4 separate regions of the Homo sapiens genome follow, and regions 1, 3 and 4 are each linked to region 2. A link is a contact called in ENCODE Hi-C or POLR2A ChIA-PET data. All regions are on one chromosome and are shown on one strand. The core of a region is the stretch at or near the end of the contact, and the rest is flanking DNA. Distances in the headings are between cores, read along the strand shown. Region 1 holds the start of SAYSD1 (SAYSVFN motif domain containing 1). Region 2 holds the start of GLO1 (glyoxalase I). Region 3 overlaps BTBD9 (BTB domain containing 9). Region 4 overlaps BTBD9 (BTB domain containing 9).

What was found. Hi-C counts contacts between places; a loop is a spot of excess contacts on that map. ChIA-PET counts read pairs that join two places held with the same protein, here RNA polymerase II (POLR2A). Pooled maps may share reads with other maps.
Region 1: a map of CD8-positive, alpha-beta T cell shows a loop between it and region 2 (18-fold over the local background). The contact joins the promoter of SAYSD1 here to the promoter of GLO1 in region 2. A Hi-C loop is called at or near these places in 11 of 168 maps with a recorded cell type or tissue (B cell, CD4-positive, alpha-beta T cell, CD4-positive, alpha-beta memory T cell and 6 more), 4 of 37 single-sample maps with no recorded cell type and 25 of 50 pooled maps. POLR2A ChIA-PET finds 5 or more read pairs at or near these places in 1 of 52 experiments (activated T-cell).
Region 3: a pooled map shows a loop between it and region 2 (3-fold over the local background). The contact joins the enhancer-like site here to the promoter of GLO1 in region 2. A Hi-C loop is called at or near these places in 1 of 50 pooled maps. POLR2A ChIA-PET finds 5 or more read pairs at or near these places in 5 of 52 experiments (A673, AG04450, Caco-2 and 2 more).
Region 4: a loop to region 2 is called in a pooled map, with 2.2 times the contacts of the local background. The contact joins the enhancer-like site here to the promoter of GLO1 in region 2. A Hi-C loop is called at or near these places in 1 of 50 pooled maps. POLR2A ChIA-PET finds 5 or more read pairs at or near these places in 4 of 52 experiments (Caco-2, HEK293, OCI-LY7 and 1 more).

Annotation. Positions count from the first base shown.
Region 1 is chr6:39,113,820-39,116,519 of GRCh38, forward strand. SAYSD1 (SAYSVFN motif domain containing 1) reads right to left here and starts at 1,367. Exons shown (of 2, transcript NM_018322.3): 1 at 1,064-1,367. The coding sequence starts at 1,270. RefSeq lists an enhancer at 961-1,250.
Region 2 is chr6:38,701,663-38,704,518 of GRCh38, forward strand. It overlaps GLO1 (glyoxalase I), which reads right to left and starts at 1,483. Exons shown (of 6, transcript NM_006708.3): 1 at 1,309-1,483. The coding sequence starts at 1,392. RefSeq lists enhancers at 625-1,217, 1,250-1,299, 1,320-1,419, 1,600-1,759.
Region 3 is chr6:38,426,597-38,429,332 of GRCh38, forward strand. The region is part of intron 6 of BTBD9 (BTB domain containing 9); the gene reads right to left. Among named protein-coding and RNA genes, the nearest start is that of BTBD9-AS1, 54 kb to the right of the region's middle. Within about 2 kb of position 1,400, at least 2 of the 41 ENCODE cell types and tissues checked have a DNase peak (open chromatin) inside an H3K27ac peak, as active enhancers do.
Region 4 is chr6:38,261,378-38,264,077 of GRCh38, forward strand. The region is part of intron 8 of BTBD9 (BTB domain containing 9); the gene reads right to left. Among named protein-coding and RNA genes, the nearest start is that of BTBD9-AS1, 220 kb to the right of the region's middle. Within about 2 kb of position 1,299, at least 7 of the 41 ENCODE cell types and tissues checked have a DNase peak (open chromatin) inside an H3K27ac peak, as active enhancers do.

The sequences.
Region 1 (2,700 bases), core at 117-2,616, 410 kb after region 2:
TAACACAAACTGCACACAAGGAAATGGATTGTCTGAACTCTGCTGCGCTCTTTTCACCTTTCTGCAAGTCAGCTGGAATCCTGTATATCACTGAGAATATCAAATCAAAATTGAGTAATAGGTTCAGTAATTTTTAAAAATTCCCTCAAATCAAATGTTGTGCAATAATAGATGAACTTACAGGAAATAATTTTAAGGTGAGCAAGGTACACTTTTCTTCCAGTATATTTTCATTTTAAAAGGAATTTTTTAGTTCTTATTGCACTTATGAGGAACAAAGCACTGGGCACAAATTGTTACAAAGCACTCATCCCTTGATATGTTTTGTCTTGTATTTCCACATAGACATTTCAACCTCACTGCAAGCCACCTTACCATTTTACTGAGTTAAAACTAAATGAAAACACAAAAGGATGCAAATTAAATTCATCTGCAAAACAAGAGATTACCAAAACAATTAAATGTGAAAAGGTTATCATACTAAATCACTTTTTTTTGTTTGTGTCTTGAACATTCACTATGGAACTGGAATAAGCTTCTGCCACTACCGGCAGTTACAGCTACCACACTTTGGTAAATTCTGTATTCAAACGCATTTCTAAGTCACAGGCTATCTGGGCTACTAGCTGCATGTGCCCCAGGTGCGAATCAAATGAAGTTTTAATTACTGCTACTTGTGATCGGTATCCAATTAGACCTTTTACCCTCCTCCATTAGCAGAGGGCTGTGGCTCAACTTGGTTGTGGAGAGGTTTCCCAATGCCACAGGGCGTCACGATAACTCAATTCGGAGTGAATAATTTAAGAGCAGAGGTGCTTTCTCCCAGGACCCTCGACTCTCGCTGGAATCAGGACCTGCGTGGGTCGCGGGCTGGAAAGAAAATGTCAAAACTGGTAACAGTGCTGACACGTGTGGCCGGAGATGAGCGGTCCGGCCCTCGATCAGGATGGGGGGCCAGTAGCCCCGCCTCCGGCAGCTAGGGCCACACCCCCGGCAGCTAGGGCCGCGCCCTCGACTGTGGCTCCGAGGCCAGGTCCTAGGGCCGAAGTTTCCATCGTCTCACCTGAACTAGGCCGGGCTGGGCCCGGGCACTCGCGGGCCTAGGTTTCCATACCAGGAACCGCTTTAGCCAGCCTGGGGCTGCCTTTAGAGTCGCTGCTGCTTCCGCCTTCTCTCCTGGGGTTTGTGCGCCCTGACTGGCAGCAGGGGGTTGGGCCGCCAGACCCGCCCGTTTCCGCGCCGCCCGAAACTCAGCTAACCGCTGTTCCATGGCGCGCGCCTCGCGTCCGTTGGCCGATAAGGGAGCGCGCGCCCGCAGGCCGCACAGCAGTTGCCTCCGCTCGGCCCGCGCCGGCCGCCGTGCGCCTGCGTGGCAGAAGCCCCTGCTGAGCATGCGCACTGGTGTGACCCGCGTCTCCTCCGTTTGTGAAGTCTGGCGGGTCGCGTGTATACTCAGCCGTTCTCTCTTCACAGGCACGTGGACACAGTGTCACCTCCTCAAGCCAAGTCTAAAGCACAGGGCTGCCCCATTGCCCTCTCCCAAAGGCCGCTCTGCCTTGCTGCATCTCACTTAAGGGCTCGAGGCCCCACTGATCCAGCGTCCTGTATTCGGGATCTCTGTTGCTGGGCCCCAATGAACAGCGCCACAGTGAGAAGATGGTTCCAGGGGTTAGGAGAGGCCCGTGATCTCTACGACATTCCAGCGTCAGAGGAATAACAGGCTACATCTTACCCTTTTTCTCTTATCAAGGAAAGGGTATGCCAATCTTAGTACCTGGAGGGTGACTTTCTCACTGCTCACAAAGCAGGCTGTGCAGCTCCATCATTGGTCTTGCCACGTTGGGAAATTATCTCGTTTTGTGTCTAGATACGTCAGAACCTTAAAAAAACCAACAACAAAAACTTTTATTGGGGTGCAACATAAAATACACATCTTAAGAATATGACTCAGTAGATTTGCTCTTATGTATGCACCTGTGTAACTACCACCCAGATGGAGAGAAAGAACATTTCTGTACTCTGGGAGTTTCCTTGTGCCCTCTCCCAATCAGTACCCTCCCAAAAGGACACAGTTCAGGTTAGGGGCTGTTTTATACGTTCTTAAAGCTGTAAGCATCTAGCTAAGTGTCACTTACATAATTAAGACTCAAATATTTGTTGGATCTGGCTGAGGGTGACTCGAGAAATTAGACAAATTAGAACAGAGTCATCCATTCATTTAACAGACGTTTACCTAGGGCCTGCTCTGTCTAAAGTCACAGGCACTGGGGATGCTGGGATGAAAGGAAAAAACAAACAAAAACCTGTTTTCTTAGAGCTTACACTCCAAATGGAAATACAGACAATAAACAAATGTGTATCTACATATTTCATGTCATATCAGGTACTGATAAGTGCTGTGAAGAAAAGTGAAGCAAAGTAGGCAATGGTGGAGGTATTAGAGAAGACCTCCCTGAAGGTTTGTCATTTGGGCATAGACTTAAATGAGTGAGGTATGTAGATATCTGAACAGGAGTGTTTCAGTCAGAGGAACAAGTGCAAAGGTCCCGAGGCCTCAAATAGCACGCTTGACTTGTTCACAGAACATCAGGGAGGCTGTTATGACTGGATTGGAAGGAGGGAGAGGGAGGCAGGGAGGGAGGGAGGGAAGGAGGGAAGGAGGGAGAGAGGGGGAGAGAGGGAGGGAGGGAGGGAGGAAAG
Region 2 (2,856 bases), core at 233-2,732:
GCAATGACTAACATTTTTCCTAAGCCAAGTACCAGGTGCTAGTCAAAAGTTTTAGCAATGAGATGTGTCTGACTCTTTGCCCTGAAGGTAAAGAACAAGCAGGGACCAGAGTCATGGACCACTTATCTACCCCTTTTAAAGGTCTGCACGAAGCACATATTCAATCTTCAAGGAATTTACAAATGATGTAGTCAAATAAATAAATACAAAGGTGTTTACAGACACTGATGACTTCACTGGAATAAACAGCGGTTACTGTGCCTGAATTTTTTTTTTTTTTTTTTTTTAGACAGAGTCTCACTCTGTCGCCCAGGCTGGAGTGCAGTGGCACGATCTCAGCTCACTGCAAGCTCCGCCTCCCGGGTTCATGCCATTCTCCTGCCTCAGCCTCCCGAGTAGCTGGGACTACAGGCACCCGCCACCACGCCCAGCTCATTTTTTTGTATTTTTAGTAGAGACGGGGTTTCACCGTGTTAGGATGGTCTCTACCTCTTGACCTCGTGATCCGCCCGCCTTGGCCTCCCAAAGTGCTGGGATTACAGGCGTGAGCCACCGCGCCCGCCAACTGTGTCTGATCTTAACAAGGCAACCGAAACACCACACCTGAGTGAGTTACACTGATTCTTACCCAGTAAAGACATGTTCGGTAAGTGAAAGCCTTTGTATGCAACAGGTCATTTCTCTTACTGGGTCATTACTGTAAAACGAGAGGGTAAGAGAAGGAATTTCTAAGATTCCTTTCAGATCCAAACTCTATGATTCTGTAATCTCTCCTGGGCCCCACGAAGATGAGGAAGGCAAGAAGGGCTGTTGTGACCCACAGCAAAGGCCAAGCAAGCAAAAGTGAAATTCTGGGCGCGGTTAAACTTAGAGCGATCAAATTAGTTTGCAGGAGTTAAGACTGCAGTCAGGGTGGTAAGGAAAAACGAGGCTGGGCAGGACTGGTACAGGACAGGCATCTTTGAACCTATTTCTGGGAGTTCTGAAACTACTGTTCTCGTGGGCCTTGGCGACTGATTTGGGAAAGCTGACCCTGGGTTGGCCTGGCTTCCAGCCACCGTCGCAACATAAACAAGCCAATTCAAAACAGGGTCGCAGTCTTTGAAACTAGCTGAGGCAACAGATCCCCTCCACACTTCGCGGGCCCCACGATCGCCCCATCAAACACCATTATCCCTCTTCCCATCACACTCCCGTCCGCCCGAGGCCGGCGGACCTGCAGCGGCGGCGGGATGGGGTTGGATAGAATGCGGCCCGGTCCCGGCCCAGCGGAGCTGGGGGAGCCGTTCCCTTCGGTCCTGTGCCCACCTTGGTACTGGGGTCCGCGTCGGAGCAGCAACTGAGGGCGGCCTCGTCCGTGAGGCCGCCGGACGGGGGCTGCGGTTCTGCCATGGCTGCGCTGCAGTATCACAGACGACGGGACCCAAGGAACGGAGGAGTCACCCACACTACGCCTCGGCCCTGTGCCGCCTTAACTAGGAATGGCGCGATGGCGCCGCGGGCGGGAGACCGCTGACTTCCAGCCAATCGCTGCGCGGAGAGCAAGTTGACTCTCTGCTGATTGGGTCCCAGTGAGTCAGCGCCTCCACCCACAGGACTATGCCTCAGACTACAACTCCCAAGGAGCCTTGCGCATAAAGGAGGCAAACTCATACAAAAAAAAAAAAAAAAATGCAGGCTGGGCAGAGTGGTTTCTCTGTTACTTAATGAGCTAATTTTGTTTGTTTAACTAAAGTTTGGTAACCATTCATACCTCAGGGCTGCAATTTGGTAGAAAATTGGAATCTGATGGAAACTGAAAACTGTAAGTTGTTCTTTTAAAATTGTAAGGATTCAGAGGTTTCTCAGTTTACGCAGCGCAGAGTAATTAAAACAATTGTTGAGTCGAAAACCTATGTTCAAGTCTTGGTTCCGCTATATATTAGCGCTAGAAACTTGCAATAATTACTGACCCTCTCTGAGCTTCCTAACAGGATTTGTTGAGAATTAAATAAGTTTTCTTTTCCTTTTTCTTTTTTCTTTTCTTTCTTTCTTTCTTTTTTTTTTTTTTTTAATTTTTTTAACAGTGTCTCGCTCTGTCGCCCAGGCTGGAGTGCAGTGGTGTGCTCTCAGCTTACTGCAGTCACTGCTGCCTCGACTTCCGGGGCTCTAGCTGTCCTCTGGCCTCAGCCTCCCGATTAGCTGAGACTACAGGCTGCAAAACCAAGACCAGTTAATTTTTGTATTTTTTTGAGATGGGGGTTTCACCATGTTGCCCAGGCTGGTCTCAACTCCTGGGCTGAAGTGACCCTCCCGCCTCAGCCTCCCAAAGTGCTGGGATTACAGGTGTAGCCACTGTGCCCAGCCTAAATGAGATTTAAGTCATGGTTTGCCTACTTAGGTTCCAAATGTCCATAACTTGCAGTACTTTTTACATTAATATATATTTTGTGTTCACTGGAAGGCTTAGTCATCACTGTGTCTTCAATGATTGGCTCATAATAGTAGATGCTCATTAAATACTTCCTGTTGTTAAAAGAATAAATGGGAATGACTGGTGCTCACCTAACCAAAATGAGGTTGGGCAGGGATGTATATGGCACTAGCCACCTGGCCACCACCAAGATGTCCCCGTCTCTCATCTCAGCTTTTTTCTGCATCGCAGCTTCAGTTTGTCAGACACCAGCTCCATAAGACTAGAAATTTGGCAGCTGTTCTCTCACTAGGAGTGGGAGTAAACTCTCCCTCTGGATTTTATCCAGCCAGCCTGGATTTTATCAAATTGGAAAATCCAAGAAGGAGCTGTGATTGGCCTGGCCTAGGACCTGTGCTTACTCCTGTGATTGAAGCACTGCGATTGGCAACCTGGATTAGGAC
Region 3 (2,736 bases), core at 150-2,649, 280 kb before region 2:
GCTGTGCTCCTGATCCAGCGAGGCGCCTATTGCCACTCCCGATTGGGCTAAAGGCTTGCCATTGTTCCTGCATGGCTAAGTGCCTGGGTTCGTCCTAATTGAGCTGAACACTAGTCACTGGGTTCCACGGTTCTCTTCCGTGACCCACAGCTTCTAATAGAGCTATAACACTCACTGCATGGCCCAAGATTCCATTTCTTGGAATCCATGAGGCCAAGAACCCCAGGTCAGAGAACACGAGGCTTGCCACCATCTCGGAAGCAGCTTGCCACCATCTTGGAAGCTCTGTGAGCAAGGAACCCTGGTAACAGTATCATGTCTAGACAAAGAGAGAGACCATCCAGCCTCCAGTGTCCCCTGAAATGTCTCAGTGAAGCTTCAATTCCCCATCTCCCCAGATTCCCAGGTAGCGATTCTACGTTCTGTATCCTACATCCTAGGCCTGTAGGACCTCTCTGCCCTCCACAGCACCCTGATACCCATGTCCATTCTCCTGGACAAATAACCAAGAAACCACTGTACCTCTATCCCTTTATGGCAGTGCAGTTCAGCCATAGCTGAATATTAAAATCATCTGAGGAGCTTTAAAAAAAAAAAAAAAGCTGATGCCATGCTGAGTATGGTGGCTCCCACCTATAATCTCAGCTATTCAGGAGGCTCAGGCAGGAGGATTGCTTGAGCCCAGGAGTTTGAGACCAGCCTGGGCAACACAGCAAGACCTCCATTTCGAAAAAGGAAAAGAAAAAAGAAATACCGATAGCAGATGCACCCCAGACCAATTTCATTAGGTTCTCTGTGAGGTGAGCTCTAGGCACTGGGCTTTTGTAAAAGCTCCCCAAATGATTCCAGTGCACAGCTGGAGCTGAGAAAAGTACGCACCAGGGAGCTGGAGCAACCATATACTGCATGGGCTAGCCATGCACAGAAAAGATGCCTCCCTAGAAAGGAAAAGAGGAAATCCCTGCAGCTAGAAATGCTGGAGTTTTGTTTTTCTAACCTGTGTGTCAAAGTATTTGTGTGTGTGCTTATCAGTGAACCAAAAAGATTAAATTATAGTGGTCTCAAAAAACACCCCTGTCAACAATCAAGATAATTATAGGTAATGGAGAACTAACAAAAAGAAGAGAAAATCCACAAAGATCTGTTTCCACTGCATAAAATAAATATGAATTGCATTCTCTTAGGTCAACCATTCTCTACTTGACTAATTATAATGCAGCACAATAACGATGAGGTATGTTATTACCTGTACTGTGTTAACTAGAGTAAGTTTTATTTGATTGCAAGATTAAACTGTTCCTGTATGCTTAACCTTCATAGTTAGTTACTCCTGAACAGTGTAATGTTTGAGGGAACATTGCTCCTGGGCACTAGAAGTGTTAATGTTCAACATTTGCATAAGTCAAGGTACTTTTCTATATTTGCATAAAAAGAGGTAAGCAGGCCCCTTCAAAGGAATGAGGAACAAAGAGCAGCTACTCTGAGGGCTGAAAGTTCTAGGAAGGGAGCTTTTTGGGTGAGGGGGATAACAGTGGGGCAGAACAGGCACCAAAGATTAACGAGATATATCCCTGACATTTGAACATCAAAGGTGCTTCATGAAGGACCTTTTAAAAGGGGACTGAGAAGTTTGAAGTGGTCACTCATGCTTCTTCAGGAGTTGGGCCCTTGAAAGGAAAAGCAGCATTGCAATAGAATAGCACCCTGGTTGAATTGACCACTCCCATCTTTAGGCCCCCAAAAACCTTTGTACACAACTCTATGTTAGCATGTTAGCACTTGCTCTATTAATGCCCCACCCCCACCCACTCCCAACTAAAACTACGTTCTCTGTTGCCCAGGCTGAAGTGAGTGGCATGATCGCGGCTCACTGCAGCCTCGAACTCCTGGGCTCGAGTGATCCGTATTAAAGCATTTTTTTGGCACACTCTATAAGGTCCTTGAAGACACAGGGTCCATGACTTGTTTCTCTTTGTTTTCTCATGCATTCCCAACACCAAGAACAGTGTTTGATACAAAGCTCTCAAAAATGAGTAAATGAATGAACCAATGAATGGTTCCCAAACAACTGTTAAATAATACAGCTTATTCAGGCATTGGAATGATTTTTCGTTTTTTCTTTTTTTTTTTTTTTGAGATGGAGTCTCACTCTGTTGCCCAGGCTGGAGTGCAGTGGCGCGATCTCGGCTCACTGCAAACTCTGCCTCCCGGATTCACGCCATTCTCCTGCCTCAGCCTCCCGAGTAGCTGGGACTACAGGCGCCCACCACGCCCGGCTAATTTTTTGTATGTTTAGTAGAGACGGGGTTTCACCGTGTTAGCCAGTATGGTCTTGATCTCCTGAACTCGTGATCTGCCTGCCTTGGCTTCCCAAAGTGCTGGGATTACAGGCGTGAGCCACTGCGCCCGGCCCCAGAATGATTTTTCATTTGACTCTGTCATCTACTGCATTAGTTCTTTCCACTTGCCTATTATATTTTCTTCTAGGTTTCTGGTCAGGAGAGAGCCAAGAGCAAAATCCAGTGATACCCCATTAGATACTTCATGGGCATCACTGATTCAAGAACCAACAACTGGGCTGGGCATGGTGGCTCACGCCTGTAATCCCAGCACTTTGGGAGGCTGAGGCAGACGGATCACTTGAGGTCAGGAGTTCAAGACCAGCCTGGCCAACATAGTGAGACCCTGTCTCTACTAAAAATACAAAAATTAGCTAGGCGTGGTGGCAGGCACCTG
Region 4 (2,700 bases), core at 49-2,548, 440 kb before region 2:
ACCCCAAGCAAAAATCTATACCAATTTATATTAACACTACCAGCACTGCATAACAAATGCCTGTTTCTGTGCATCATCACCAATATTATATATTATGTTTAAAAATACTGCTAATTTGATAGCTGAAATATCTTATTAATCTGCAATTTTTAACTTATTGAGCTTGAACATTTTACCCATTTTCTACTTATATGTATCTTTTTGTTAATGACTTACAAAATGTCCTCTATATTTAAAGGATATTAATCCACTGCCTATCATAGTTTGCATGCTGAAGGTATTAATTTTTATTAGCCTAGTCTATCGATCTTTACCTCACTAATTTATTCTGGCCTAAATTCTTTTTTTCTGAACAGCAGCCAAGTGCTCATACTGGTTGAGACATCCTCTCTCTAGTCCTCTATTAAGAGTCCCCAGGGACTGGAGATGTGGGGTCATGGTGACTCCTGAGTGGAAAAGGGACACTGACGGATCTCAGGTCATCGAGCCTAGGGCTCAGACTCAACCTACATGTTGAAGTTTTAAAGAGGACTTCTAACTCATGCCTAGGATGCACATTTGCTTGGAATTTAGGCTTAGCCAGGAATTAAACCCCTTTGTTGATTTGACTGAAAAAAGCAACTGCAGCTGAAGAATACTAAAGGAAAAACTGATTCAACCTCTGCTTTTCCATTGAGAGGAATTTTGCTCTACCAATTCCCTTCACTTCTTTGGCTGCCTGCAAAGTGTATTCTTATGTCTTTGTGCCTGCAACAACAGAGAGCTATTTCTGACTTGTAAACTAGCTGGGAATGTTTGCATGGTGAGCTCATCCAGGACAGACACTCTCTATGACCTTAACTGAAATGAGCTCCTTAAACATACACAGCACACTTCCACCCATAGATCAGAAGCCATTTTCAAAAGGGGCTGAATAAAGGAAGTTGCTGGCCAAGATTTATTGATGCAGATCAGGTCGGTGTTTAGCTGTTGCCACAAACCTCTCTAACTAATGAGCACAGCATGAAATGCCTGGTGATATTATATATGTTGTCTCCTCCATCTTCCCTTATTCTCATTGTGCAGTTTCCCTAAAAGCAGTGAAGTGCTGGGCTTTTTTTTTTTTTTAATTGATTAGCAGATGTGATTTTGCTTACATCTTCCATAAATGCTCTGGCTGGCTGCATACCATTGATTACCAGGGGTTCAGTTTACAGCAACTAATTGCTCTCCTTGCTGGTATTTTGATACAAAATTCAATAGCGAATATGTTTTCAAAACTCTTTTCTTTGTGGCTTGAGTCAGAAGTGACTCAATGCAAACCCAGTGGACTGAGGTTTCCAGTCTTTAAAATAGTTGCTCTCTCATCAGTCTGTGAAGAAAGTTTCCAAATTGTAGCATTTTAATTGGAAAGTCTACATTATGCATGCGATGACAAACTATGTTGTGCTGAATGGCACTTTTTTCATCCTTTTCTTAAGGGATTAATACTGTGCCAGATTGTGAACAATGGCTGAAGTATAACAGTTGAGGTCAACAGCTTCTCCACTGAATTGGTGCCTTTTAGACCAGAAGCAAGGGCCTGTTTTGCCTGTTTCTAACTGTCCATCATTTGTGGGAAATTCCACTGGAAGGCCTGGGACCATAATGCCACTGTTGCTAAATTTTCTCATTTGGGTGAAAACCAACTAAAGGAAGATCAGCAACCAGGATATTAGTGACAGTGCAATAACTTATGATCAAATCCATTCCTAATCTTTCAGTTAAAGTGAAAGATACTCCTGATCTCAAAAATGTATACAGTATATTCTTTGGTAAAGATCCTTTAAGTTCTTCAGAAATAATTGTCTTCCATTCAACAATTCAAAAAATATTTACTGAATAACTACTCAGTAACATTAGGCAAGTCACTTTACTTATACTTTGGTTTCATCCTTTGTGACATTAAATGTCGAGATTTGATGGCTTCTCAGCACTCTTCCAGTTCTAACATTTAATATTCTGTTATAGCATATGCAGAGGTTTTTTTGGTATGTCTGTACATTACACAGTAACTCCTGTCTTTGACAACTCTTTCCAGCACAACCTCAAGGTGGACATGGGAGATTCCTGAGCTCAGTTTATCCTCTGGACTTGGAAGCTGCCCAATCCATGCTGGGCTAATCAGATTTCCTTTCTCAAAAATTTAGAATTATGTGAGATTCCAGCCTAACGTGCCCTGTTCACTTAAAATGAGATGATGAAAATACAGGCATTCTGGGGTGAGTCTCTTTGATCACAGGCATACAGAAGCAAAGAAAGATACCTGCAGTGAGAAGCAGAGACCACAGGCTGTGCAGTCCAGGGAGGGCTACCTGGGGTCCCGACAGATTCCAATGTCTGGTTTCAAAACCTACTAGGGCCCTCCGAGTTTCTCCTCTAGTATTCCGTGAGAAATCTTCTAATCACTTAAATAAAGTTACCATTTGCGGCTTAACCTATCTTTACTTGGTTTCTGTTACTTGGAACTAAAAGGGCCAAAGATAAGCTCCTGGTGGAGTGCACTGGACAGAAAAGGTACGCAATAAGAGTAGATGTTATGGCAGTGAGGATAGCAATGATACCGTGATGGCTACAGGACCAGAGAGACAACGAGGTAAAGAGCAGGGGTGGTGGGAAACCTCCCTTATGATGGCAATCTTTTCGTTCAATTATGAAAGAGGATTCTATGTAGAAACGGAG